2 separate regions of the Homo sapiens genome follow, and region 2 is linked to region 1. A link is an interaction called in ENCODE POLR2A ChIA-PET data of the cell type or tissue named here. Cell type or tissue: OCI-LY7. All regions are shown on one strand. Each heading gives the region's core, and the rest is flanking DNA. Links, peaks and the distances in the headings are about the cores only. Region 1 holds the start of TBL2 (transducin beta like 2). Region 2 holds the start of TYW1B (tRNA-yW synthesizing protein 1 homolog B).

Evidence for each region. Peaks named below come from ENCODE experiments on the same cell type or tissue, not always from the same donor. Only the 100,000 strongest peaks of a DNase experiment are listed, where the experiment ranks them.
Region 2: POLR2A ChIA-PET joins it to region 1 with 17 read pairs; 2 of 35 experiments call an interaction of 5 or more read pairs at or near these places.

Annotation. Positions count from the first base shown.
Region 1 is chr7:73,572,615-73,587,347 of GRCh38, reverse strand. It overlaps TBL2 (transducin beta like 2), which reads left to right and starts at 8,769. Exons shown (of 7, transcript NM_012453.4): 1 at 8,769-8,928; 2 at 12,835-12,965; 3 at 13,226-13,410; 4 at 13,877-14,028; 5 at 14,378-14,504. The coding sequence starts at 8,799. RefSeq lists an enhancer at 8,118-8,187 and a silencer at 8,518-9,157. In OCI-LY7, for the core only: a CTCF peak has its summit at 8,502; a DNase peak (open chromatin) is centred at 8,487; H3K4me3 peaks cover 2,691 bases; H3K27ac peaks cover 1,720 bases.
Region 2 is chr7:72,826,282-72,840,424 of GRCh38, reverse strand. It overlaps TYW1B (tRNA-yW synthesizing protein 1 homolog B), which reads left to right and starts at 12,225. Exons shown (of 14, transcript NM_001145440.3): 1 at 12,225-12,353; 2 at 13,440-13,570. The coding sequence starts at 12,350. It also overlaps the pseudogene SBDSP1. RefSeq lists silencers at 2,454-2,597, 12,056-12,315 and enhancers at 11,676-11,725, 11,961-12,255. In OCI-LY7, for the core only: CTCF peaks have their summits at 10,088 and 10,305 (motif pointing right); DNase peaks (open chromatin) are centred at 10,284, 11,034 and 12,154; H3K4me3 peaks cover 4,370 bases; H3K27ac peaks cover 2,336 bases.

The sequences.
Region 1 (14,733 bases), core at 5,053-13,052:
CCATTCCCTTCTTGCTCTCTGGCAAGCCCCAGGCCATCTCATCCCCTTCAGCCTCTCTGCAGAGGACCCCGACTCTGTATCTGCCTCGCTGTCTCCCCAGAGCTACACAACTACATGTCCGACCATCACCCTAACTTCTCCCTCTGAGCGCTCCGCAGCTCCCTTAACACTGACGGATCCCAATACAGAACTCACCACTTCCATAATCTTCCCACTCAAACCTGGTCCTCCAAGTGTGCCCCAGCCCTGGCACAGGCACCACCACCCGGACACTTGTGCAAGCTGGAAACCATCATCTTCAGCTCCTCCACACACCCCGCTGCCCTGCGCTAGCTGTCACTGAGGACGGAAGCCTGGCCAATTGAACATCTACCTTCATAGCCACCGCCCTGGTCCAATAGGACATCGCCTCTTCCATACATGTGCATTAGCCTCCTGTATCCCTTACAGTGAACAGCTTCTCAAACTTAAACATGCATTAATTATTAATAATGTGGGCCAGGCATGGTGGCTCACGCCTGTAATCCCAGCACTTTGGGAGGCCAAGGCTGGTGGATCACCTGAGGTCAGGAGTTCGAGACCAGCCTGGAAAACATGGTGAAACCCTGTCTCTACTAAAAATACAAAAAATTAGCTAGGCTTGGTGGCAGGCGCCCGTAGTTCCAGCTATTCGCGAGGCTGAGGCAGGAGAATGGTGTGAACCCGGGAGGCGGAGCTTGCAGGCTTGCAGTGAGCTGAGATTGCGCCACTGCACTTGAGCCTGGGCGACAGAGCGAGACTCCATCTAAAAAAAAAAAAAAAAATTAGCCTGGCGTGGTGGGCACCTGTAATCCCAGCTACTCAGTAGGCTGAGGCAAAAGAATTGCTTGAATCTGGGAGGCGGAGGTTGCAGTGAGCCGAGATCACGCCACTGTACTCCAGCCTGGGCGACAGATGAGACTCTGTCTCAAAAACAAATAAAATAAAATAAACGTGGTGGCTTTACTTTTTTTTTTTTTTTTTTTTTTGAGACAGGGTTTCATCCTGTCACCCAGACCAGAGTGCAGTGGTGCAAACGCAGCTCACTGCAGCCTCAACCTTCTGGGCTCAAGTGATCCTCTCACTTCAGCCCCTGCCAAACGCTGGGATCACAAGCATGCACCACCAGGCCTGGCTAATTTTTAAATTTTTCGTAGAGACTCTACAGACTTTTTTTTGTCTTGTTATATTGTCCAGGCTGGTCTCGAACATCTGGCCTCAAGCCATCCTCCCACCTCTGCCTCCCAAAGTGCTGGGATTACAGATGTGAGCCACCATGCCCAGCCAGTATGATGTTTAGACATCAGCATCTTCAAAGTGATTCCAATATGGAGCCATGGTCAAGAACCACTGTAATAGAGGCTTTGAGCTGCAAATTACATGTAGGGGTTCAAATTAGTTTAAATCAGTGCTTCTTAAACTGTACCATGCATCAGGATTAACTAGAGAGCTTGTTAAGGATCAGCTAGAGGGCCAGGCAAGTGGCTCACACCTGTAATCCCAACACTTTGGGAGGCCGAGGCAGATGGATCACCTGAGGTCAAGGGTTCAAGACCAGCCTGGCCAACTTGGCGAAACCCTGTCTACTAAAAATACAAAAATTAGCTGGGTGTGGTGGTGTGTGCCTGTAGTCCCAGCTACTTGGGAGGCTGAGGCAGGAGAATCGCTTGAACCCAGGAGGTGGAGGTTGGAGTGAGCTGAGATTACACCAATATACTCCATCATGGGCGACAGAGCAAGACTGTCTCAAAAAAAAAAAAAAAAAAAAAAAAGTACAGCTTGCTGGGCCCCACCTCCAGAGTTTCTGACCAAGTAACAGGTCTGGGATGGAGTCTAAGAATCTGCATTCCTGGCTGGGTACGGTGGCCTGTAGTCTCAGCCACTCAGGAGGCTGAGGCAGGAAGATCACTTGAGCCCAGGAGTTTAAGGCTGCAGTGAGCTATGATTGCACCACTGCATTCCAGCCTGGGCCACAGGGTGAGACGCTGTCTCAAAAACAGAATTTGCATTCCTAGTGCTGCTGGTCCAGGGACCTCACTTTGAGAACCACTACTTAAACAAGGTGGAAAGTTACCATTTCACCTAATGTAGAGAGGCCAGAGGTAGGGAGGACTCCAGACAATACAAGTTGGAGCTCGTGTGCTTCAGTTGTTTCTTTGGCTACTGTTTGCCTCTGACAAGGCCAGGCTTCAGGGCAGGTGTTCGAGGTGCTTTGTGATCCAACCCTGCTTTCCCTCCAGCCTCATTTCTCTCCATAGCCTCCCTCCCCTCACATCCCTAAAAGTCTTCAATCTCCAGTGGTACCTGGGACTCATCTTGCTTTGCTCTTGAAAGGTGTGATCAACCCATGAGGGAGGCAAGCTTAGGGATTCCTGTCTCTTTTTCTTTTCTTTTTGCTTTTTTTTCTTTTGTTGGAGACAGAGCCTCGCTCTGTCACCCAGGCTGGAGTGCAGTGATGCAATGTCAGCTCACTGCAACCTCCACCTCCCGGGTTCAAGTGATTCTCCTGCCTCAGCCTCCTGAGTAGCTGGGATTACGGATGTGCACCACCATGACTGGCTAACTTTTTGTATTTTTAGTAGAGACAGAGTTTCATCATGTTGGCCAGGCTGGTCTTGAACTCCTGCCTCAAGTGACCTGCCTGCCTTGGCCTCTCAATTTTCTTTTTTTTGAGACAGGTCTGTTGCCTGGCTGGAGTGCAGTGGCATGATCATAGCTTACCCACAGCCTTGAACTCCTGGACTCAAGCGATCCTCCTCCTGCCTTAGCCTCCTGAGTAGCTGGGACTAGAGGTGTGCACCACCACACCTGGCTAATTTTTTTTATACAAATGGAGTTTTGCTACTTTGCCCAGGCTGGTCTCAAACTCCTGGCCTCAAGTGATCCTCCTGCCTCAGCCTCCCACAGGCTGCGATTATAGGCATGAGTCGCTGTGCCTGGCCTCCTGTCTCCTTATTTACTTCTATTTTTTTTTCTTTTGATGGAGTCTTGTTCTGTCGCCCAGGCTGGAGTGCAGTGGCACAATCTTGGCTCATTGCAACCTCTTCCTCCTGGGTTCAAGTGATTCTCCCACCTCAGTCTCCTGAGTAGCTGGGACTACAGGCGCGTACCACCACGCCTGGCTAATTTTTGTATTTTTAGTAGAGACAAGGTTTCACCATATTGGTCAGGCTGGTCTTGAACTCCTGACCTCAAGATGATCCACCCACCTCGGCCTCCCAAAGTGCTGGGATTACAGGCATGAGCCACCGTGCCCAGTCAGAATCAGTTACTTCCACCTCCGTACCTCGGCTGGTTCTCGCTTTCCATGTAGCACTCCCTCGTGCTGTTTCACCTGTCTAAATGCCCATCCCTGAAGCTACAGTCAAGTCTCACTGCCCCTCAAGATCCATTGGCAAGTCCCCTGCTTCCTGATGCATTCAGCTTTCCTGAGTCCCGCTGTGTGTCCTCAGTTGTCCTTCCACGTATCAGTCTTGGCTTCCAACTGGGCTACATAAAACTTGAGAGTAAGAGCAAGGCCACGCCACAGCCAGAGTGGCTTGCTGGGAGGAGCATGGATTTTTTTTTTTTCTTTTTTGAGACAGGATCTCACTCTGTAGCCCAGGCTGGAGTGCAGTGGTGTGATCACAGCTCACTGCAGCCTCAAACTCCTGGGCTCAAGCAATCCTCCTGCCTCAGCCTCCTGAGTAGCTGGGACTACAGGCATGCACCACCACGCCTAATTTTTTTACTTTGTAGAGATGGGGTCTCACTTTGTTGGCCAGGCTGGTCTCAAATTCCTGGGCTCAGGTGATTCTCCTGCCTCAGCTTCCCACAGTGCTGGGATTACAGGCGTGAGCCACAGTGCCCTGCCCGAGTATGGATCCTGTAGTAGACCTGGGTTATTTCCCTTGCTTCCTTGTTGACCTTGGGCATATTATTTGATGTAAGCCTAGTGTTTCTCTCCATCTGCTTAAAAATTAAAATTATAACATGGCCTGTCTTAAAGGCCAACTGAATTCAAGGATATGAAAGAATTTGGTAGCCTCAACTGAGCTGTACAAAGAGAGGCTACTCTTTCTTCCTCTTACCCCACATCCACAGATTGCAGCCAGACAGGACATGTATTTGTCCCCAGGCTCACTCTCCACCTGTATGACCTTGGGAAAGTCACTTAACTTCCTAAAGCATCAGTCTCCTCATCTGTGAGAAGGGAATGTGAGCAAGTGAAATGAAACGCAAAGCTCCTGGATCAAACAGGTGCAGTGGCTCACTCCTGTAATCCCAGCAATTTGGGAGGTTGAGGGCGGGAGGATTGCTTGAGGCCAGGAGTTCTAGAGACCAGCCTGGGCAACATAGCAAGACCCTGTCTCTACAGAAAATTCAAAAATTAGCTGGGTGTGGTGGTGAGCACCTATGGTTCCAGCTACTTGGGAGGATGTGGTGGGAGGATTGCTTGAGCCCAGGAGTTTCAGGCTGCAATCAGCTGTGATTGCGCCACTGCACTCCAGCCTGGGCGACACAGTGAGACTCTCTTTATTAAAAAAATGCTCCTGGATCAATAAATGTCACATGCAAAATGCTTGGTAAATGAAATTCTTCTTAAAAGTGCATCTTTGGCCAGGCTTGGTGGCTCACGCCTTTAATCCCAGCACTTTGGGAGGTTGAGGCGGGAGGATCACTTGAGTTCAGGAGTTCGAGACCAGCCTGAGTAACATGGTGAAACCTTGTCTCTACAAAACACACACACAAAAATTAGCTGGGTGTGATGGTGCATGCCTGTAGTCCTAGCTACTTGGGAGCTGAGGCAGGATGATCGATTGAGGCAGAAGGATCACTTGAGCCCGGGAGGCGGAAGTTGCAGTGAGCCGAGATCATGCCATTGCATTCCAGCCTGGGCAACACAGTGAGACTCTGTCTCAAAATAAATAAATAAATAAATACTTTGAAAAGTGTAGCTTGTCTGTAGATGGTGTGAAGAAAGTGGCTTATGGCTGGGCCCACAGTCCTAAGTAGCAAGATAGGGAGGACAAGCCTCAGGATGCTCTAGACACCCCCTCGCACCCCTCCCTACCCCACTGCCCACAGCTGAGTCAATGCCAGTTTCCCGCAAAGGACAAAAGGGAAGGAAATGAGGCTGCTCCATTTGCTCTCTGACTGGATCCATTTCCTCCCCCAAGATTGTGGGTGTGTCTGTCTGTCATCTAGCCTCTGCAGCGGCCACTGTTCTCAGAGGGTCCTTTATTGCCGAAGGGCCTGGACTGTCAGGAAGGCAGGCTCCTGGGTGGGGATGGAAATGTTTGCAGCAGGAATCTCCAACTCTGGTACTTCGACTCACTCTGGGCTTTGGGACTGGGACACCCACGGAGCATGACTGTTCAACCCAAATTCTACCAATAAGTCTTTCAGATTGTCTCCTTGTTGGTGGAATTTGAATAAGTTCTGTAGATAGCATCAATGTCAAGTTCCTGGTTTTGATATTACACTGCAGTTATGCAAGATGTTACTACTGGAGGAAACTGAGAGGAAGAGTCCATGAGACCTCCCTGTTCACTTTTTCAAACCACTGTGCATCTTTATATCTTTTTTTTTTTTTTTTTTTTTTTTTGAGACAGGGTCTTACTCTGTTGCTCAGGCTGCAGTGCAGTGGCACGATCACAGCTCACTACAGCCTCGACCTCCCGGACTCAGGTGATTCTGCCACCTCAGCCTGCCAGTTAGCTGGGGCTATAGGCACATGTCACCATGTCTGGCTAATTTTTTTTTTTTTGAGACGGAATCTCACTCTGTCGCCCCAGCTGGAATGCAGTGGCACAATCTTGGCTCACTGCAACCTCCGCCTCCCAGGTTCAAGCGATTCTCCTGCCTCAGCCTCCTGAGTAGCTAGGATTACAGGTGCGCACCACTATGCCAGGCTAATTTTTGTATTTTTAGTAGAGACAGGGTTTCACCATGTTAGCCAGGCTGGTCTCGAACTCCTGACCTCAGGTGGTCCGCCTGCCTCAGCCTCCCAAAGTGCTAGGATTACAGGCATGAGCCACCGTGCCCAGCCTTAACTTTTTTTTTTTTTTTTTTGAAACGGAGTCTCACCCTCACCCAGGCTGCAGTGCAGTGATGCAATCACGGCTCACTGCAAAACCACCTCCCGGGTCCAAGTGATCCTTCTGCCTCAGCCTCCCAAGTAGCTGGGACCACAGGCATGTGCCACCACGCTCGTCTAATTTTTGTAGTTTTTGGTAGAGACGGGGTTTCACTATGTTGCTCAGGCTGGGCTCAAGCTCCTGGGCTAAAATCTGGGCCTCCCAAAGTGGTGGGATTACAGGTGTGAGCAATCACACCCAGCCTATTTATTTATTTTATAGAGATGGGGTCTTGCTATGTTGCCCAGACTGGTCTTGAACTGCTAGGCTCAAGCAATCTTCCCACCTTGGCCTCCCAAAGTGTTGGGGATCACAGGCTTTAGCCACTGTGCCTGGCGGCTGTAATTATTTTAAAAGAAGTTTTCTTCTTTCTTTCTTTTTTTATTTATTTTATATTTATTTTTGAGATGGAGTCTCACTCTTATCACCCAAGCCGGAGTGCAGTGGAGCAATCTTGGCTCACTGCAACCTCTGCCTCCCAGGTTCAAGTGATTCTCCTGCCTCAGCCTCCCGAGTAGCTGGGATTAGAGGCGTGGGACACCACGCCCAGCTAATTTTTGTACTTTTGGTAGAGACGGGGTTTCGCCATGTTGGCCAGAGACGGGGTTTCACCATGTTGGCCAGGCTGGTCTCGAAGTCCTGACCTCAGGTGATCCTCCCGCCTCGGCCTCCCAAAGTGCTGGGATTACAGGCATGGGCCACCGCACCCGGCCTTAAAAGAAGTTTTCTGGCCGGGCGCGGTGGCTCAAGCCTGTAATCCCCCAAGCACTTTGGGAGGCCGAGGCGGGCAGATCATGAGGTCAGGAGATCGAGACCATCCTGGCTAACACGGTGAAATCCCGTCTCTACTAAAAATATTTTTAAAAAATTAGCCGGGCGTGGTGGCGGGCGCCTGTAATCCCAGCTACTCGGGAGGCTGAGGCAGGAGAATGGCATAAACCCAGGAGGCGGAGGTTGCAGTGAGCCGAGATCGCGCCACTGCGCTCCAACCTGGGCAATAGAGCAAGACTCTGTCTCAAAAAAAAAAATAAGTTTTCTATGAAAAAATTTCCTGGTCTGGGCCAGTCGCGGTGGCTCACACCTGTAATCCCAGCACTTTGAGAGGCTGAGGCGGGCGGATCACGAGGTCAGGAGTTCAAGACCAGCCTGACCAATATAGCGAAACCCCGTCTCTACTAAAAAATACAAAAAATTAGCGGGGCATGCTAGCGGGCACCCGTAATCCCAGCTACTCGGGAGGCTGAGGCAAGCGAATCGCTTGAACCCGGGAGGCAGAGGTTGCAGTGAGCAGAGATGGCGCCATTGCACTCCAGCCTGGGCGACAGTGCAACGAGACTCCATCTCAAAAAATAAAAAATAAAAATAATCTCCCAGCTCGGCATGGTGGCTCACGCCTGTAATCCCAGCACTTTGGGAGGCCGAAGCAGGTGGATCACCTGAGGTCAGGAGTTCGAGACCAGCCTGGCCAACATGGCAAAACCCCCGTCTCTATAAAAAACACAAAAAGTAGCAGGGCATGGTGGCACGCGCCTGTAATCCCAGCTACTCTGGAGGCTGAGGCAGGAGAATCTCTTGCACCCGGGAGACGGAGGTTGCAGTGAGCCGAGACGCGTCACTGCACTCCAACCTGGGCAACCGTCTCAAAAGTAAATACATAAATAAATAAATAAAATAAGTTTTCTATTAAAAATTCTCCCTTTTAACTTTCGACTTGCCAGGCCAGCCCCAAATCCAGGCCCTCGTCACCTCCCTCTCGGATCCTTGAAGCCACTGCCGGTTTTCTGATTTTGGTCTTTTCACACAAAGGTCCATCCAGGGAATCCTCAGACACAGCTTTTGCCCCACCTCTCCCTGTAATGAGCAGCTTGTTGGATGGAGCCAGCGCTCAACGTCCCCCAGACCTTTCCGCCCCTCTAGCCATTTCCCACATCCCAGCTTCTCAGGTCTTTGCGGAGGCTGTTCCACTCCACGCGCCTGGCCTACTCTTCCTTAAAAGCCCATCTGAACTTTCGCTGATGCTGAGTTTCCTATCCGTTAAATGGTAATAATAATCCCCGCCCCGCTTCCTTGAAAGGATCCAGTGTGGTGATGGCTGGAATAATGCCTTTAATAAACAATTATCAGTGAGTTCTTCAGGAGGAGGCGTGAGCAGTGATCGCAAATCCCGCCTTCCTCCGCCCTCCGCAGCCCTGCAATCTCAACCGCCAGGCGACCCGCCCCTCGAAACGCACCAAGGGTCGAGCCCTGCCCCTCGAGATGTTCTACTTCCAGGCCCCGCCCCTCGAGACACTCTACCTCCGGGTTCTGCCCCTCGAGACGCTCTAACAACCCAGCCCCGCCCCTCGAGACGCGCTAACTCCAGACTCTGCCTCTCGAGGCGCTCTAATAACTAGGCTCGGCGGGTGGAGATGCTCTAACTCCAGGCCCCGCCCCTCGAGCGCCACAACAGCCGGGCCCCACCCCTTGAGGTGCTTTAACGGCCAGGCCCCGCCCTGAAGGCGTTGTAACAACCAGGCTCCGCCCCCAGGCGCTCTAACGGCCAGGCCCAGCCGCTTGAGGCTCCCCAACGGCCAGGCCGCGCCCCCGCGTGCGTGCGCGGCCCGGCAGAGCCGTGCGGGCGCCCGCGTACTCACTAGCTGAGGTGGCAGTGGTTCCACCAACATGGAGCTCTCGCAGATGTCGGAGCTCATGGGGCTGTCGGTGTTGCTTGGGCTGCTGGCCCTGATGGCGACGGCGGCGGTAGCGCGGGGGTGGCTGCGCGCGGGGGAGGAGAGGAGCGGCCGGCCCGCCTGTAAGTGGGGCCGGGTCGGGTGGGGGCGGCCCGCGGTGTCCCGGCTCCCGGCCTCCTCGTGGTCCGACCTGCGGTTTGGGCCCGCGGCTGGTGGGGCCCGGCGACTCCATGGGCCTCAGTTTCTCCTCTGGTAACGTGAGCTTCGCTTCCAGAGACGGGGACCCGCCTTGCCGGGTTAGGCGCACCTCCTGGGGCGGGACTGGCTCCAACCTGGGCCCCTTACTGCGGCTTTCTCTGTGGCCGAGGCCAGGCCGTCCCCGGGGTGGCCAGGAGAGCACCGTAAACTCTTCAGCCTGCTCCGTGGCCGCGATCTCGGAAAAAGCACCAATTCTGTGATGTGCAGCAGCATTTACTGGGCATCTATGACCCTGTGATAGGCTTTGGGGTCTTTTTCTGTAAGGAGTCCAGTAAAGGAGAAGTACATCTGTATTATGAACACCTAAATATGTAAGTGAAAAACACGGTGAAATAAGTTTCACTGAGGCCAGGCGAAGTGGCTCACGCCTGTATTCCCAGCACTTTGGGAGGCCGAGGCAGGGAGATCGCTTGAGCCCAGGAGTTTGGGACCAGCCTGAGCAACATAGCAAGACCCCATCTCTACGCAAAATTAGCTGGGTGTGGTTGTGCACGCCCCTGTAGTCCCAGCTCCATGGGAGGCCGAGGCAGGAGGGTGTCGTGAGTCCAGGAATTCAAGGCTGCAGTGAGTTGTGATAGATCGCGCCACTGTACTTCAGCCTGGGTGACGGCAAGAGCCTGTCTCTGAAAAGTTTCATAGAAGAGGTTAGTACTAGAAATGGGAAACACCAGAGAGTCAGTGGGCAGCCCTGCTCTTTTTATTTATTTTTCAGACAGAGTTTCGCTCTTCTTGCCCAGGCTGGAGTGCAGTGGCACAATCTTGGCTCGTTGCAACTTCCGCCTGCCAGGTTCAAGCGATTCTTCTGCCTCTGCCTCCCGAGTAGCTGGGACTACAGGCACACACCACCACGCCTGGCTAATTTTTGTATATTTAGTAGACGGGGTTTCGCCACGTTGGTCAGGCTGGTCTCGAACGCCTGATCTCAGGTGATCCACTCGTCCTGGCCTCCAAAAGTGCTGAGATTACAGGCGTGAACCACTGTGCCCGGCCAGCCCTGCATTTTTTTTTTTTTTTTTTTTGCAGGGGGACGGAGTTTTGCTCTGTCGCCCAATCTGGAGTCTAGTGGCGGGATCTCGGCTCACTGCAAGCTCCGCCTCTGGGTTCACGCCATTCTCCTGCCTCAGCCTCCTGAGTAGCTGGGACTACAGGCGTCCGACACCACACCCGGCTAATTTTTTGTATTTTTTGAGTAGAGACGGGGTTTCACTGTGTTAGCCAGGATGGTCTCAATCTCCTAACCTCTTGTGATCCACCTGCCTCGGCCTCCCAAAGTGCTGGGATTACAGGCGTGAGCCACCCTGCCTGGCCGAGTCCTGTTCTTTTATGGGGGAGGTGGTTGTTAGGGAAATCATTACTGAGAATAGGGGGCACATGAGGTAGTGTGGGGTCTCAAAGGATGGTTCTAGAAGAAGAGTTTGCCAGAAGGCCAAGGAAAAAAGACATTCCTGCCAATGGCAATACCCGAGAAGGCAAGGAGTCCCCAAACAGCATTTGGTATGACTTAAGTGTGAGGAGGGGGGCTTGTTAGACATGCCTGGAGAGAAGGAAGCAGAGGACAGATTGTGGCTGTGTTTGTTTGCAGGGCCCAGGAGCTTTTTTCCTGTTGGAATTGGGGAGCATCTGCAGTCATTTACCACATGCCAGCTTTGTGACTCAATTAAGTATCTTTTACAAAAGTGACTGGCTCCACTCCCCCGCACAGGACTCAACAGATGTTGACTTCTCATCCCCGAGTTCTTTCAGGTACTGGAGTGCAGTGGTGCGATCTTGGCTTACTGCAACCTCTACCTCCTGGGTTCAAGTGATTCTCCTGCCTCAGCCTCCTGAGTAGCTGGGATTACAGGCGCCTGCCACCACGCCCGGCTAATTTTTGTATTTTTAGTAGAGACGGGGTTTCACCATGTTGGCCAGACTGGTGGAACTCCTGGGCATCAAGATGATCCAGCTGCCGGGCCGGGCATGGTGACTCACGCCTGTAATCCCAGCACTTTGGGAGGCCGAAGCGGGCAGGTCACAAGGTCAGGAGATCGAGACTGAGGCAACAGAGCGAGACTCTGTATCAAACAAAAAAAAAAAATGATCCAGCAGCTGCCTCAGCCTCCCAAAGCGCTGGGATTACAGGCATGAGCCACCGCACCCGGCCTCCATAGAGCCTTTAATGCTTGTGTTCGGTACTTTTGCTTGTCACTTTGTAGATATCTCATCCAATTCAATCTCCCTTATTTTTATTTATTTATTTATTTATTTATTTTGAGACAGAATCTCACTCTGTCGCCTAGGCTGGAATACAGTGGCACGATCACTGCATTTGAACTCCTGGGCTCAAGCAATTTTCCCTCCTCAGCCTCCGAATAGCTGGGACCACAGGCGCACACCACCATGCCCAGCTAATTAAAGTTTTCTGTAGAGATGGGGTGTCACTATGTTACCCAGGCTGGTCTCGAACTCCTGAGCTCAAGCAATCCTCCCATCTCAGCCTACCAAAATGCTGGGATCACAGGCATGAGCCACCGCCCCCAGTTCTCAACCTCTCTTTAAGAAAACCAAGGCTGGGCCGGACACAGTGGCTCACGCCTATAATCCCAGCACTTTGGGAGGCCAAGGCAGGCAGATCACTTGAGGTGAGGAGTTGGAGACAAGCCTGGCCCACATGGTGAAACCCCATCTCTACTAAAAAAACAAAAAAATTGGGGCCAGGTGCCATGGCTCACGCCTGTAATCCTAGCACTTTGGGAGGCCGAGGCGGGTGGATCACAAGGTCAGGAGATTGAGACCATTCTGGCTAATGTGGTGAAACCCCACATCTACTAAAAATACAAAAAAAAATTAGCCGGGCATGGTGGCGGGCGCCTGTAGTCCCAGCTACTTGGGAGGCTGAGGCAGGAGAATGGCGTGAACCCGGGAGGCAGAGCTTGCAGTGAGCTGAGATCACGCCACTGCACTCCAGCCTGGGTGACAGAGCGAGACTCCATCTGAAAAAAAAAAAAAAAATTAGCTGGATATGGTGGTGCACGCCCATGATCCCAGCTACTTGGAAGGCTGAGGCACAAGAATTGCTTGAACCTGGGAGGCAGAGGCTACAGTGAGCGGAGATCACGCCACTGCACTCCAGCCTGGGCGACAGAGCAAGACTCTGTCTCCAAAAAAAAGAAAGAAAGAAAAGAAAAAAAAAACCAAGGTCCAGAGCAATTCACTAACTTACCCAAAGCAGGGCCGCTAGAGATGGTTGTGCACATTACTCCCTACATAGGGATGTCTGGCCAAGGATCCACACTCCACTGGCCGTGCTGTGTACCCGCCCAGCAGCATCACCCAACCCAGAGAGTGCGCCTTTTCCACTCTACATGAAGGTGCTCTGTGGACTTACTGTAAACAGCCTCCTCAGTAGTCAGTCAGTAGTAGAGACAGAATCCAAACCCAGGTCTGATTCCAAAGCCTCTGTTTTGTTTCTGTTTTCTGTTTGTTTTTTTTTGAGACAGGGTCTTGCTCTGTCACTCAGGATGGAATGCAGTAGTGTTGTGATCATAGCTTACTGCAGCCTCGAACTCCTGGGCTCAAATGATCCAAAGCATTGGGATTACAGGCATGAGCCACCATACCCAGCCAGCCAAAGCCTCTGTTTTTGCCCATATCACACTCATTCTCCTCCAGAAGACAAGGGCCATATCTGGTTAATCTCCTGCTGTTCCACTCAATGCCTGGCTCATCATAGGTGGGCAGTAAATGCTTATCAGTGAGTAACTGGAGAACAACATGGCCCTTCCTTATAGGCCAAAAAGCAAATGGATTTCCACCTGACAAATCTTCGGGATCCAAGAAGCAGAAACAATATCAGCGGATTCGGAAGGAGAAGCCTCAACAACACAACTTCACCCACCGCCTCCTGGCTGCAGCTCTGAAGGTACGTGGGGTACCTGGCACAGCGTGCACCCTGAGACTCAGCCCCACAGGCTTTTCCTCTGGAGTATTCCATGCATGTTACAGGCTCTCCTGCCTCTGATCAGAATCAGCGGGGGTGCTTAATTCTGTCCCCTCTCATCGCAGCCCAATCTCAGCTTGCTGTTAATCCAGGCCACAGGGCCCCATCTCCCCGGCTCCAGGTTTGGCTTCCCCATCTCCCCCAGGAGCTCCTATTGACACTTCCTGCCACCCTTCCCCTAGAGCCACAGCGGGAACATATCTTGCATGGACTTTAGCAGCAATGGCAAATACCTGGCTACCTGTGCAGATGATCGCACCATCCGCATCTGGAGCACCAAGGACTTCCTGCAGCGAGAGCACCGCAGCATGAGAGCCAACGTGGAGCTGGACCACGCCACCCTGGTGCGCTTCAGCCCTGACTGCAGGTGGGACAAGACGGAGCCTCAGGTTTGCCTGCAGAGGCCTAGTCCCAGGCTTTGGCCTTCCCATATCTGCTTTGAGGTAGTGAGGAGGGACCTGGACCCAGGGCCTCCCTTGGGGTGCCAGAAAGAGCATCCACATAGTTTGCGCGCTGCCTGGGGCTCCCTGGAGATCTGGGCTGCTATACAGCAAGGAAACAGGGGGAGGTCTCTTCCTACCTGGAAATACCTTGGCCTGGCTTCCAGATGAGCCTTAGTTTCTAAACCCTAGAGAGAAACTAAAGGAGCCAAAGCTATCAGAATCTTACCTTTTGAGGAGTTTTATGAGATTTGGAACCAGGGGCTTAAGTTTTAAGGCTAGACTGTGGGGCATGAGGAGAGATCTTGACTTCCCCGAGAACCCAGCACAGGACCTGGAACACAGAGCCTCTTTGTCCAGTGAGAGCGTGACTTGTCTGCTGCCTGTCTCTAGAGCCTTCATCGTCTGGCTGGCCAACGGGGACACCCTCCGTGTCTTCAAGATGACCAAGCGGGAGGATGGGGGCTACACCTTCACAGCCACCCCAGAGGACTTCCCTAAAAAGCACAAGGCGCCTGTCATCGACATTGGCATTGCTAACACAGGTAAGAGGCATTCAGAGGGTGGCGCCTGCCCAAAGCATGAAGGAAAGATCCAGTTCTATTTCCTCAATGAGTTAATGCTGCCTGAAAGTTCTGCTCAACCTGAGAGGAACAAGGGGTCCCTGGCTCTGAACAGCCTGGCTCTGTGCTCCCCTGGAGTCCCTGGGCCACACCAGGTCCCTAGGGAAGGTGGGGAAGGGCCACAGTCTTCAGCAGAGTCCTTATCTGTAGTGACCCTTGGCCTGGGAGGAGACATGTATACTTCGGGCAGCAGAGGCCTTGTAAGTGTCTTTGGAGAGTGACAGTTGGTCAGGTCACTGCCCGTGACCCACATCACTCCCTTCCCGCTCAGGGAAGTTTATCATGACTGCCTCCAGTGACACCACTGTCCTCATCTGGAGCCTGAAGGGTCAAGTGCTGTCTACCATCAACACCAACCAGATGAACAACACACACGCTGCTGTATCTCCCTGTGGCAGGTGGGCAAGGAGGGGTATTGGCGTCTGGGACCACGAGAGGCTGGGGCTGGGGAGCAGGCACAGAACAGAGAGCCAGCTTCATCGCGTGGGAAGAGCATACGGGGTGGGGTCAGGAACCCGAGCTTCAAGTCTCAGCTCTCCCCACTTGCAGTAGTGGGATTTCATGCAGGTCGCCCCATGTCCTTAGTCGCTATTTCTTCATCTTCAGTGTTTTTGTTTTTTAGAAAAT
Region 2 (14,143 bases), core at 6,144-14,143, 750 kb after region 1:
CTGATTTTTTGTGTTTTAGTGGATATGGGGTTTCATCATGTTGGCCAGGCTGGTCTTGAACTCCTGTCCTCAAGTGATCCACCAGCCTTGGCATCCCAGAAGGATGGGATTATAGGCATGAGGCACTGCGCCTGGCCTAATTTTTATATTTTCAGTAGAGATGGGGTTTCACCACATTGGCCAGGCTGGTCTCGAACTCCTGACCTCAGGTAATCTGCCTACCTCTGCCTCCCAAAGTGCTGGGATTGCAGGTGTGAGCCTCCGTGACTGGCTGAAAACTTTATTTCAAAACTAATCATGCTGGTTGTAATATGCTTGTGTAGGTTACATGTGTATTTTTCCACAGAATTTCTATGCTCTTTCAACCGTATATAAACCTGTACACACATATTTAGGGTTTTTCCTCCAAAAAAGTGACAAAAATGGGATCACACCATAATACATTCCTCCGTAGTTTTATTCCCTCTTCCGTCTCTACCCCTCCTCCACTTATTACCATGGACATCGCTATAGGACATACGGGAAGATGTCTCATTTGTTAAAATATACTTAATATTCCACAATAGGCTGGGTGCAGTTGCCCACACCTGTAATCCCAGCACTTTTGGGAGGCTGAGACAGGTGGATCACCTGAGGTCAGGAGTTCAAAACTAGCCTGGCCCAAATAGGGAAACCCTGTCTTTACTAAAAATACAAAAATTAGCCAGGCATGGTGGTGCGCACCTGTAGTCCCTACTATTCAGGAGGCTGAGGCACGAAAATCGCTTGAATTCGGGAGTTGGAGGTTGCAGTGAGCTAAGATTGCACCACTGCACTCCAACCTGGGCAACAGGGCGAGACTCCATCTCAAAAAAAAGAAAAATCCACAATAAGGAGATGTTACAATTCATTTAACTACAGGTTGAGTATCCTTAATCCGAAAAACCCCCAAATTAGAAACATAATGCTCAAAGGAAATGGTCCCTGAGCATTTTGATTTTTGAATTTTTTTTTTTTTGAGACGGAGTCTCGCTCTGTCACCCAGGCTGGAGTGCAGTGGCATGATCTCATCTCACTGCAGCCTCCACTTTGCAGGTTCAAATGATTCTACTGCCTCAGCCTCCTGAGTAGCTGGGATTACAGGCGCGTGCCACCATGCTCAGATAATTTTTTTTTTTTTTTATATTTTTAGTAAAGACAGGGTTTTACCATGTTGCCCAGGCTGGTATTGAACTCCTGACTTAAAGTGATCCACCAGCTTTGGCCTCCCAAAGTGCTGGGATTACAGGCGTGAGCCACTGTGTCTGGCCCACATGTTTATTATTTCAGACATTTACTCCACATCTACTAGGTCCAAAGCATGGTGGGATATACACACACATTGCTAACTCCCTTGCCCTTAAGGAGCTCACAGTCTAGCCTGAAGGCAGATAATTAAGCAGCTCTAATACAAGTTTGAATAAATCTAGACCCATGAAGGAATTTAAGTAGAGTACTGGGTTCCAGCAACTGGAGCAAATACTTCTGTATGGGGTACAAGGGAAGCTTCAGAGAAAAGAACTGTGGTAAAAGAAGAGGCCTAAGTCTGAAATGTCATTGTGACCAAATGCACACACCATCAGCTTGCACTGAAAAAGTCCAATCAATCAATCGTTAAAATAATCCATTATGGCTGTGGTACTGGGAAGATGATCATGAACCAAAAATGTTAAGTTCTTTGATAATGAAATTAGTATAAAATTAAAAAAATAAGTTTAGATGATGACTCAGATGTGATCTACATTTGACATTTCTTGAAGTTCCAGCTTTTTAGAAAAAAATGAATATTCAGAATCAGAAAATCTTTGTTTTGAGATGGGGTCTGGCTCTGTTGCCCAGGTTGGAGTGCAGTGGGGTGATTTTAGCTCACTGCAACCTCCGCCTCCCGGGCTCAAGTGGTCCTCCTGCCTCAGCCTCCCAAGTAGTTGGGACCATAGGTGCACACTACCGTGCCTAATTTTTTGTATTTTTGGTAGAGATGGGGTTTCACTGTGTTGCCCAGGCTGGTCTTGAACTCCTGAGCTCAAGTGATTCACCCGCCTTGGCCTCCCAAATTGCTGGGATTACCGGTGTGAGCCACTGCGCCTGGCCCCAGAAAATCTTAAGGAAATGTTTCATTAAATGTTTATATTTTCTTACTAAGAAAGATAGAGCTATTGATATATTGAACAAGTAGCTGTATCAAAACAGCAGCCTAGCTTTAGCATTAACAGAAAAAGAGTTCATTCCCATGTTATCAAACAAGAATATATTTTGTTAACACTGTAAGAAAAAATTTTGACTTTATAATCTCAATTATTTTGAACTAAAGGGACATTTCTGAGAGCTTGTATTAGCAGGGAGTTCTGTGTGCTTATAAACCAATCAGTACCTTTTCAAGTCAAGAAGCCTGTTTTCAGTTAAAATAAAAACTGCTGTCCAGAAATACATCTGTATATTTATTTTGAGTGAATTTGATTTATATTCTAGAATGTATCTCTTTTGAAATAGATTTTTTTTTTTTTTTTTGGAGCCAAATTTCACTCTTGTCACCCAGGCTGGAGTGCAGCGGCACGTTCTCAGCTCATTGCAACCTCTGCCTCCTGGGTTCAAGCGATTCTCCTGCTTCAGCCTCCCGAGTAGCTGGGACTACAGGCATGCACCACTATGCCTGGCTAATTTTTGTATTTTTAGTAGAGACGGGGTTTCACTGTGTTGCCTAGGCTGGTCTCGAACTCCTGACCTCAGGTGATCCGCCTGCCTCAGCCTCCCAAAGTGCTGGGATTACAGGTGTGAGTCACCTCCCTGGCCTTGAAGTAGATTTTTAAAAGCTTGCACCTTGTCCATTTACGTGTTTAAATACTAAAATAATACTTCAGTTACATCCCAAGTGTTAGCAAAAATTTTTCAGGCGTTTACAAGTACAGGCCCTGTTCTAAGCACTCTTCATATGGACTTATTTAGTTCTCCTAACAACTCCCTAACCCTACCACAGACACAGGCAGAGAAAAGAAAGGGAGTTAGGAAGTTGTCTAGAAACACAAGCCATAGTTTAATAAACATAAGAGTGGTTTTATTGATTACATACAATTTTAGCTATATTAATATATATTATAAACTTTAAGAATTAGAAATAAGTGACTTTTATTTTTTAACCAAGAATAATCTAAGTTATGGCAGCATGTTCAACGAAAATTATTTAAGTCCGACACAATTTTTCTATATCTGTTTCTCAGATAATCAGGAACATCATCCAAGCTTTATATTACGATACCATAATGACCCTCAGAACACAAGTTCCATTAAGTAGAAATGAAGCATCATGTTTTCTTTTTTAGGAAAGACCCCCCTTTTGTCGTATAGACATACCCCTAATAATCTTACTCTACTGTACAAAAAACTTTTCACCCACAAGAGCTGCCTCAAGTAACTTTCATTTTGGAAAGCTATCAAGGCATGAGACAGAGTAGCAAAATGCCACTCTGGATTTTGCATCCTGGAGTTTCAATTTTGCTTTAGGATTTAGACCCCAGTTTATAATTAAAACCAAATCATTCCCACATTATTATACTTATGTAGGAAAGCCTTGCTGTGTCCACTGTTAACACAAAGATAGAAAATGTCAAATAGTTTGAGCAAGTATTTGGCAGACCACAGACATGAAACAGTGCTGTTGGAAACGAAAACACTTTAGTGTTTTAGAGGTGAAGAGACTGATGGGTGTCATTCAAATTTCTCATCTCCTTCTTCAAATCTTTCAGATTGAGTACTTCCAAAGAACCTTTGCCTTTGGTTTCCTTTTTTATTAGCTCATCAATTTCTCGGAAGCAGCCCAGGTCAATCAGACATACCTGAAACATTTAACGTAGCAGTTTACCAAATGAGGATGAGCAAGACACAGAATAAACTCAGCTTTAACTTTGAGGCAAGCACAATGCTGTCCAGATCTCTAATACCACAGTTCTATGGTGCAATAGATAAGACAATGGGTAGGGCGGCACACTGGGTTCCAGTTCAGCCTCTGCCCTCAAGTATCCATGTAGCCCCCTGTGACAAGGCATTAATCCCTATGTTTAAACACTTATTCTGATTCTTCCGCTGTAAATGGAAGGGACAAACTAGAAAACTCTGATTCTTCTCATACTAAAATTTAGCATTACATTTTATAGCTCAGTAAAGTCACCTCCACGTATGAAGGAGAAAAAGCAATGTGAAGACTTACGTAGACACCATGTGTATGTTTTTGTTTTATTTTTTTTTTGAGATAGAGTGCAGTGGTGTGATCTTGGCTCACTGCAGCCTCCACCTCCCAGGTTCAAGTGATTCTCCTGCCTCGGCCTCCCAAGACACTGGGATTACAGACGCCCACCACCACACCTGGCTTATTTTTTGTATTTTTAGTAGAGACAGGGTTTCACCGTGTTATCTGCTCGCCTCGGCCTCCCAAAGTGCTGGGATTACAGGTATGAGCCACTGTGCCTGGCCCACGTGTACAGTTTTGCAAAGATTTTAGAACTTCAAGTAGTGTCAGATGGGTTAGTTCACATCTACAGTGGATACTCACATACTCAACACTTCTCTACAGGTCATTTACTTTTAAAAAGAAGCTGCAGACAGGGCGCAGTGGCTCACGCCTGTAATCCCAGCACTTTGGGAGGCCGAGGCTGGTGGATCACCTGAGGTCAGGAGTTCGAGACCAGCCTGACCAACATGGAGAAACCCTGTCTCTACCAAAAATACAAAATTAGCTGGGCGAGGTGGCACATGCCTGTAATCCCAGCTACTCGGGAGGCTGAGGCAGGAGAATCGCTTGAACCCGGGAGGCAGAGGTTGCAGTGAGCTGAGATCACACCATTGCACTCTAGCCTGGGCAACGAGAGTGAAACTCTGTCTCAAAAATAAATGAATAAATAAATAAATAAGCTGCAAAGCCTTGAAAACATGAATTTGTAGACAGCTGAATTTACACTGTGTTTGAAGCTGTGGGGTGAGGTCATAAGGACATAATGGTTTCGCTGCTTCTTTAAAATGTTCTGTGTTTAGTGTCACCAGGTTCACACACTAATATCCTCTGGAAACACCCTCACAGACATACCCCAAATAATCCTTTATCAGGCTTCTAGGGATTCCTTTCCAGTCAAGTTGACACCTAAAATTACATCCACAATTCCACCCCTTATCAACTTGGCACCCAGACTCATCTCTTTAAACCATTTTTAATTTTCAAATGAAGACAATAACAAGGTCCTAGCTTTTCCTCACATGATGCAATTAACCAGACGCGACTATCCTGCATACAACTCAAAGAGTGCTAATCCTTTTGCCAGAATTCAGCTTTCAGAATTTCATCATTCAGGATTCAATCTTTTTTTTTTTTTTTTGAGATGGAGTTTCGCTCTTGTTGCCCAGGCTGGAGTACAATGGTGCAATCTTGGCTCACCACAACCTCTGCCTCCCATGTTCAAATGATTCTTCTGACTCAGCCTCCCAAGTAGCTGGGATTACAGGGATGTGCCACCACGCCTGACTATTTTGTATTTTTAGTAGAGACAGGGTTTCTCCATGTTGGTCAGGCTGGTCTCGAATTCCCGACCTCAGGTGATCCGCCTGCCTCAGCCTCCCAAAGTGTTGGGATTACAGGCGTGAGCCACTGCGCCGAGCCAGGATTCAATCTTTTGGAACTGTGATTTTCAAGATATTAGAAGTTCAGGCTTTGGACTTTAGAGATTTTGATTTTTTTATGATTTCAACATTGGGATTGTGGTATTTGGGATTGTCTTTTAGGATTATGATCAGCACTGGAGTAAAGCACGCAATTGAGCTATCTCTGAAAACTCAATATAAATTCCCATAGTGTGCTTTGTACTAATTTTTGCAAAATTTTTCAGGTAATTGGAATTATCAATCTTCCACTAAAATAGCAATTTTTAAGTGGCTTATTTTAAATAGTTGCTAAATTTGCTAAAATCATGTATCTAAAACACTATGCATAATATATGACAAAAATAAATGCTGGGAAAAAAATAAAAGGATTTGTGGTAAACAAGGCTGACCAACCTTTAGTCTTAAGAAAATATCTGGCTGGGCACAGTGGCTCACGCCCGTAATCCCTGCACTTTGGGAGGCCGAGGCGGGTGGATCATGAGGTCAGGAGATCAAGACCATCCTGGCTAACACGGTGAAACCCCATCTCTACTAAAAAGTACGAAAAATTAGCCAGGCGTGGTGGCGGGCGCCTGTAGTCCCAGCTACACGGGAGGCTGAGGCAGGAGAATGGCATGAACCCGGGAAGCGAAGCTTGCAGTGAGCTGAGATTGCGCCACTGCACTCCAGCCTGGGCAACAGAGCGAGACTCCATCTCAAAAAAAAAAAAAAAAAGAAAAAAAAAAAGAAAAGAAAATATCTGACTGTTTACAATGTCTGAATGTTTGCTACAAATTTATTACTAGAGAATACAATATTTAGGTAACATGAAGCAAAGAAAATATTTGACTCTTACGATTTCTAACTGTTGGCCATAATCTTTACTTTCTATGACCTTGATCAGTGGCTTGAGCTTTTCTTTCAGCTTCTTGCCTTCATTCACTGGAAGGATGAACTGAAGCCTCATGTGAGCACGTTCTATCTTCATTTTCTCTTTTAACTGCTTTATCACTTCCAAAGCCTACCAAGACAAAATCGAGAATGCAATTTCTTCTACTATATTATTTCATAAGGTTTTCAAAAACAAAGTAGTTTCCATGTAGTTGGATTAGGTAATGGTTTCTTAGGTATAACATTAAGAACATAAGTGACCGTTAAAAAAAAATAGAAAAATTGGACTTATCAAGAAGAAAAGCTTTTGTGTTTCAAAAAATTATGAAGAAAGTGAAGGCCAGGTGTGGTGGCTCACGCCTCTAATCCCAGCACTTTGGGAGGCCGAGGCGGGTGCATCACAAGGTCAGAAATTCGAGACCAGCCTGGCCAACATGGTGAAACCCCGTCTCTACTAAAAATACAAAAAAAGAAAAATTAGCCGGGTGTGGTAGCACACGCCTGTAGTACCAGCTACTCAAGAGGCTGAGGCAGGAGAATTGCTTGAATCCGGGAGGCAGAGTTTGCAATGAGCCGAGATCGCGCCACTGCACTCTAGTCTGGGTGACAGAGCGAGAATAAAAAGGGGGCAAAGAACCTGAACAGAGATTTCTCAAAAGCAGACAGACGAGGCACCAATAAGCACATGGAAATATGCTCAAATCATTATTAAGGAAATGCAAATCAAAACGACGACAAGATACCACCAGGATGGCCATCATCAAAAAGACAGACAATGACAAGTATTACTGAGGATGTGGAGAAACTGAACTCTTAAACGCTGTTGGTGGTAATGTAAAATGGTGCAGCTGTTTTAGAAATAGGTTTGGTAGTCCCCAGGTATACAGAAATGAAAATATATGTCTACACAAAAACATACAAGAAATTTTATAGCAGCATTGCTCATCATAGCTCAAAAGTGAAAGCAACCCAATGTCTATCAACTGATAAATGAATGAACAAAATATGTTTTTTTCTGTACAGCGGGCTATTATTCCGGCATAAAAAAGAAATGACATGCTGATGCAGGTTACAACATGTATGAACCCTGAAAAGGCCATATATTGTATGATTCCATTTATATGAAATGTCCAGAATTGACAAGTCCATAACGACAGGAGATTAGTGGTTGGGAAGGGCCTGTGGGGGGAAAATGGGGGATAGCTACTAATGGATACTGACTTTCTTTTTGTGGTGATGAAAATGTTCTCAAACCAGGTAGCAGGGAAGGTTCCCAAACTTTGTTAATATACCACTTAAAGTGTACACACTTTATGAGTGTGAAATTTATTGTATGTGAATTATATGTAAATTGAAAAATTCAAAAAGAGGTGTTAAAATGACCCTTTAAAAACTCAAGTTTTGTTTTTAAAAGTTTGATTTGGATAGGAAGAAGAAAGTCCTATATACATATTTGTGTTTACTTGAAAAAAAAACTACCTATCTTTACAACCCCGTCCTTTTCCTCCATCTCTTCCACAAAACTTCTACCCACTTGCTTCCATGCAAACCCATTTTTTTAAATTTAATTTTTTATATTAAAAAAATTAGAGGTAGGGTACGGTAGCTGATGCCTGTAATCCCAGCACTTTGGGAGGCCAAGGCGGACGGATCACCTGAGGTCAGGAGTTCAAGACCAGCCTGGCCAACATGGTAAAACCTCAACTCTACTAAAAATAACAAAATTAGCTGGGTGTGGTGGCGCGTGCCTATAATCCCAGCTACTTGGGAGGCTGAGGCAGGAGACTTGCTTGAACGCGGGAGGTGGAGATTGTAAGTGAGCCGAGATCGTGCCACTGCACTCCAGCCTGGGCAACACAGTGCGACTCTGTCTCAAACAAAAAAACAACAATAAACAAAAAAATTTAGAGATGGGGCGTCCCTATGTTTCCCAGGCTGTTTCCAGGCCTCAAGCAATCCTCCCATCTTGGCTCCCAAAGTGCTAGGATTACGGGTATGAACCATTGTGCCTGGCCCCAGACCCATTATTTTAATGATTTCTTCAGAGAAAACTGATTTCCATGGCTATATTTTGATGACATGAGAGACCACTCACCTGCTGTTTTGTACTCCTGTTGGTTTTCACCAAATAGTGGATGTCCTTCATGGCTCTCTCAATAAGGATCACGGTGTATGGTCTCTTTGTTTCAGGAGTCACACATTTGTCTGCCACAATAATTGCAATGTCCCTAAACATCTGCTCCAGTTGTGTGTGTCTTTATCTGATACTTGAACTTCTCCTTTAGTCAAAATCTAAAAAAATGCCAACACAGTTAAGAAATCACTATCTTTCTCTATCACACACTATTTATTAACTAACGACAAAAAATGAGTAACTGGGGAGAAAATTAAATTTCATCCTCTCCAGCTATTAATATGTAAGTAATGGTTTGAGCTTTGCCCAAAAGATGCAAGAATCTTTTGGCTGGGCGCAGTGGCTCACATCTGTAATCCCAGCACTTTGGGTGGCTGAGGTGGGCATATCACCCAAGGTCAGGAGTTTGAGACCAACCCGGCCAACATAGTGAAACCCCATCTCTACTAAAAATCCAAAAATTAGCCGGGCAGGGTGGTGGGCACCTGTAATCCCAGCTACCCTGGAAGCTGAGGCAAGAGAATCGCTTGAACCCAGGAGGCAGAGGTTGCAGTGAGCTGAGTGCAGTGAAGTGCACTGCACTCCAGCCAAGGGCAACAGAGCAAGACTCTGTCCCCTGCCAAAAAAATAAAAGGGTCTGAAAGATGAAATACTTGAAAACAAATTCAGTTTTCAGGTATACCACATTCTATAAATGAGGTAATTTATAGAAAAATGAGGTAATTTAGTAGAAAATCTGATTTCAGGAGGTTTTGGCAAAAAAAAAAAACACAAAAAAACAAAACCACCAAGTTCTTTATTATTAGAAGTGATATTGTGCAGTTCACATTATTGCTTGGTTAGTCTTTCCTCCAGAAAAACAGCCTTTAATGTTTAATATATCTACAAATACGTTATAAATGGTTATTAGGGTTAGCTATGCTGCAGCTGTTACCCGCCTGCTTACAGATTTCAGTTTGGTCATCTGTTCCAAACGCACTGATGAGATCTTCCTTCTTGGCAACCTGACCTTAGGAAACATTTACAAACACTGAGTGGGTCTGCAGAACTTCATCAAGGTCTTTTTCCCTTGTGAGGGCAGGAGAGAAAGTCCTATGTGAATATACTTGAAACTTGGACATGCATTTACATTTAAATACGAGATGGCAACAACATGAACGGCAAGACACAACAAATCCCCCTGATGACCTTTAGTGTAGAGGGCAGTTTTCTTCCCCCCCCGCCCTTAGATGGAATTTCACTGTTTTTGCCCAGGCTGGAGTGCAATGGCGCGATCTCGGCTCACTGCAACGTCCGCCTCCCGGGTTCAAGTGATTCTCCTGCCTCAGCCTCCTGAGTAGCTGGGATTACAGGCATGCGCCACCACACCCGGCTAATTTTGTATTTTTAGTAGAGATGGTGTTTCATGTTGGCCAGGCTGGCCTCGAACTCCTGGCCTCAAGTGATCTGCCCGCATCGGCCTGAGGGAACATTTTCAAAACTCAGAACTGTATTTGCCCTACCATTTGCTCACTGGAGAAAAATGTCATGGGAGGACGTAAGAAACACAAGGGTGGGGTGCAGACAGCTGCTGCCACGGAATGCCAGTCCCTAGATGGCAGCAGTGAAGACACTACGCACTTTAAACTGCTAGGGCTACTGAGATCTATGACAGTATTCGGAACACTAGGTTCTCAGCCATCATTATTCTAGGAAAAGGACCACAATTATGAGATTTCTTGGCTGCAGCTTTTATGACACCAACAAAACAAAACCCCAAACCAACAACCCAATCGGAACCAACCAAATAAAGAAACCCTTGGCTTAGGCGCCAAGCTCGGACAGCGACGTCTCATGCTCACAGCAGGAATGTTCCATTTCCTCCCGGGCCAACAAACACCCCAGCCTGGCCCATTCACTCGACTTGGGCAGAGACAGGCCGCCTCGGAGGTGACGGCTCAGGCCCAGGCCCAGGCCCGAGGGAGGGGGCTACTCACAAGCCGCTCCGCCAGCCGACGACCTTGTTTTTGTAGCAGGCGATTTCGAAGCGCTTCCTGGCGCGCTTCATCCGTACCACGGCCACATTGGTTAGGCGGATCTGGTTGGTGGGGGTGAAGATCGACATCGCGGCTGTTCAAAGACCCAGAAGCCGGCAAACCAGGGCTGACCCGCGCCGTCCAGCCTGAAGGCCACCAGCGCCTCGCGGTAACGACCGAGCGGCGCGCGGCACTGACCCAACCACAAGTGCGCGGCGCCGCGACTCACTAGCTTCAGGCAGCCGCCACAGCGTGTCTGGCAGGCTTACTTACTGCGCAGGCGTCAGGTGGAGCAGAAGCCGGGAGGGGAGAAGTGAGCGATGACGCCTGCGCATTGTGGCTTTTACCGCCATCTTTCCACGCCCAAAAAGGGAGGTGCTTTTCCTTGGCGTTTTACTTTCGCCAATGAGCTGAGAGCTCTGACAGGATGCTCGCGGATGTTTAGTGACCGGGTTGAAACACAGCGTTGGCACCACCTCGTTCCGCGGAATTCAAGGGCCAGACCCACTTTATAATAGAAATTTTTTTATAATGGAATTATTTTATGATAAATATTTTTATTTACTCACCCTTTTATAATAGAAATATTTTAACATAAAATGTAGACAAAAAAGTGTAATGAACCTTCCATGTACCCATCACCGCGCTATCAACATTTTGCCATCCTTGTTTTATTCTTTTTTCATTTTTTTTGTTGCTTTTTTATTTACTTTTTTTTTTTAAAGTCAGTCTCACTCTGTCACCCAGGCTGGAGTGCAGTGGCAGGGTCATGGCCCCACTGCAGCTTCGACCTCCTGGGTTCGAGCGATCTTCCAGCGTTAGCTTCCCAAGTAGCTGGGACTACAGGTGTGAGCGGCCACGCCAAGCTAATTTAATTAAATAAATAATTAAAAAAATTTTTTGTACAGACGAGGTCTCACTATGTTGCTCAGGCTGGTCTCGAACTCCTGGGCTCAAGCGATCCTCCCGCTTCGGCTTCCCAAAGTGCTGGGATTACAGGTTTGAGTCACAGCGCCCGGCCGGTTGGGGGTATTTTAAAGAAAGCATCATATGGTTTCAGCATTAAATACTTCAGCCTATAGCCCTTAACAGATACACGCGACGAGATTAACTACAATTCCTTAATATCATCTATTAGATGATATTAAGTCATCCTCGGGGTTTACCCTCGGGGTTTCCCAAAAATAATGCCTTTCTACAGTCGGTTTATTTCAATTAAGATCCAAACAGGCCCACATAGCATTTCCCCCGCTCCCCACTCCTTTCCTCTTTTAATTTTCCCATGCCAATCATTTCTCTCTGGACCCGCCTTTTCCCAGTCTGAGCCAATCCAAACGGAGGCGGAAGCGCTCCGCCCTCATCGCCCGGAACTCCGGGCGGTGCTTATTTCTGGACACGCCCCCTTTCCCCTCTGAGCCAATCGGAGCAGGGCCGAGAGCGCACCGGGCACTGGCTTCCTTTCCCGGAGCTCCGGGCTTTCCTCTGGGCCCACCTCTTCGTCCTCTGAACCAATCAGGACGGGCCTGGCAGCGTCGTAGCTGCCCACAGTTCTGCAGCCACTCGGTACGGCGCTAACGCCGCGAGGTAGCTCGGTGCGTCTCGCAGTACCAGTGCGAACCTTTGGGCTCTCCAGGTCCGAGATCCTAGTCTCCTGTCGGCTCTGAGGAGGATGGGTAAGGGCACTCGGCGGGCAAGGACCCTGGGGCGGCAGGGGAGGTAAACGTTTTACTGAGACCCTCTCCGGGCGGAGTGGCGTCCTCGGTCCCCTTCCTTCGGAGACTGTTGCACTTGACAGCACCGGCTAGCCGCCGCTGAGAGCAAGGAGGACCGATCCCTACTTTTGACCTGGCTTTTGCCTTTTGAGGCTAGGGGGTTAGACAGAAAACTACCCCTCCCACTTTACCCACGTGTATTAGGACTTTTGCACCTGTAAAGCCTAAATTTCAGGCTTCGACTTTTGAAATTGCTGCCAGGTTGAACGTTTGAAGCCAGGTCCTTCCATATCTCTCTTAAAAAAAAAAATGAGACGTAAGGTCAGTTACTTGAGAATCTTTTACAAGTTTAACCGTGAGCCTTTGAAAGTACAGTTAGTAAAAAGAATACTTTTACTACTTAAGCTTTTTTTATGGAGCAAGCACAACAAAACAATTAACTTAATTTCACATGAAGTATTTTTACTTTATGTTCCTTCTCTTGCTTCTAAATGCTCATTTCGAAGTGAAGATACAGTTTTATATTCTGTTTTTTCTTTGAGTTAGTGTTAACAGTATGATAATTTTATTACGTTACTACATAGTGTGTTATTTTTATTACAGTTGATTCCCCCGCCCCCCCCACGAGATGGAGCCTTGCTCTGTCGCCCAGGCTGGAGTGCGGTGGCGCAATCTTGGCTCACTGCAACCTCTGCCTCCCAGGTGCAAGCAGTTCTCCTGCCTCAGCCTCCCGAGTAGCTGGGATTACAGGCGCGCGCCACCATGCCCGGCTAATTTTTGTATTTTTAGTAGAGGCGGGGTTTCACCATGTTGGCCAGGCTGGTCTCGAACTCCTGACCTCAGGTGATCTGCCCGCCTCAGCCACCCAAAGTGCTGGGATTACAGGCATGAGCCACTGTGCCCGGCCAACAGTTGATTTTTAAATTAGATTTCTTAGCTGGGTTGTTGAATGTAAGGTTGGTTTTATTTTCTTCTTAAAATCGGGAAGGATATCTTTGTATATGTAGCTTTAAATGAAATTATCTGTGTGTGTCATTTTAAATTTAGATCCTTCTGCGGATACATGGGACCTCTCCTCACCTTTAATATCATTATGGATAAACAGGTTTTACATTTATCTGGGCTTTGCTGTTAGCATTAGCCTTTGGATTTGTGTCCAGATTGTCATCGAGATGCAGGTAAGTGGAGTTATTTTTTTTAATAGAGTATTTAGGCATCAGATTTTATAGAGGATTTAAACACTAAAAGGAACCTTTAATTACTTTTGTGTTTGGTCTTTAGACATTTTAATGAAATGCCTAAAATAAATTTCTTCTCTAAGTTTTTGGAGACTAAGTTATCTTGGATTAAGTTACTTACTTTTTCTTTGATAGGTGTGTCTCATTTTTAAGATACAGGAAGATTTTTGTAATGAAAAGTGAACCTTTTATATGAAAAACAAATTTGTTTTATACCTTTAAGGGTCAGTAGTCCTCTCTTTCCATTAATTAAGGATCAGAAAATAAGTTCCTACTATTATTCTACTAAAATACCTTATAGGATAAAAGTATGTAAAGTTTTTTCTTGGAGGGAATGGAAATCATGAGCCTTAAAAATGTGGGTCCTGCCTATTAAAGGACCTTATTATACCAAGGGGCTAATATTTGAGGAATACAACCAGAAAGATTTAAGAGAAAAATACAGGTGTGTCAGATTAAGAGAAAAATAAAGTGTGTCAGTATCTGTGCTACCTTTCATCCCTGCTGAAGTTG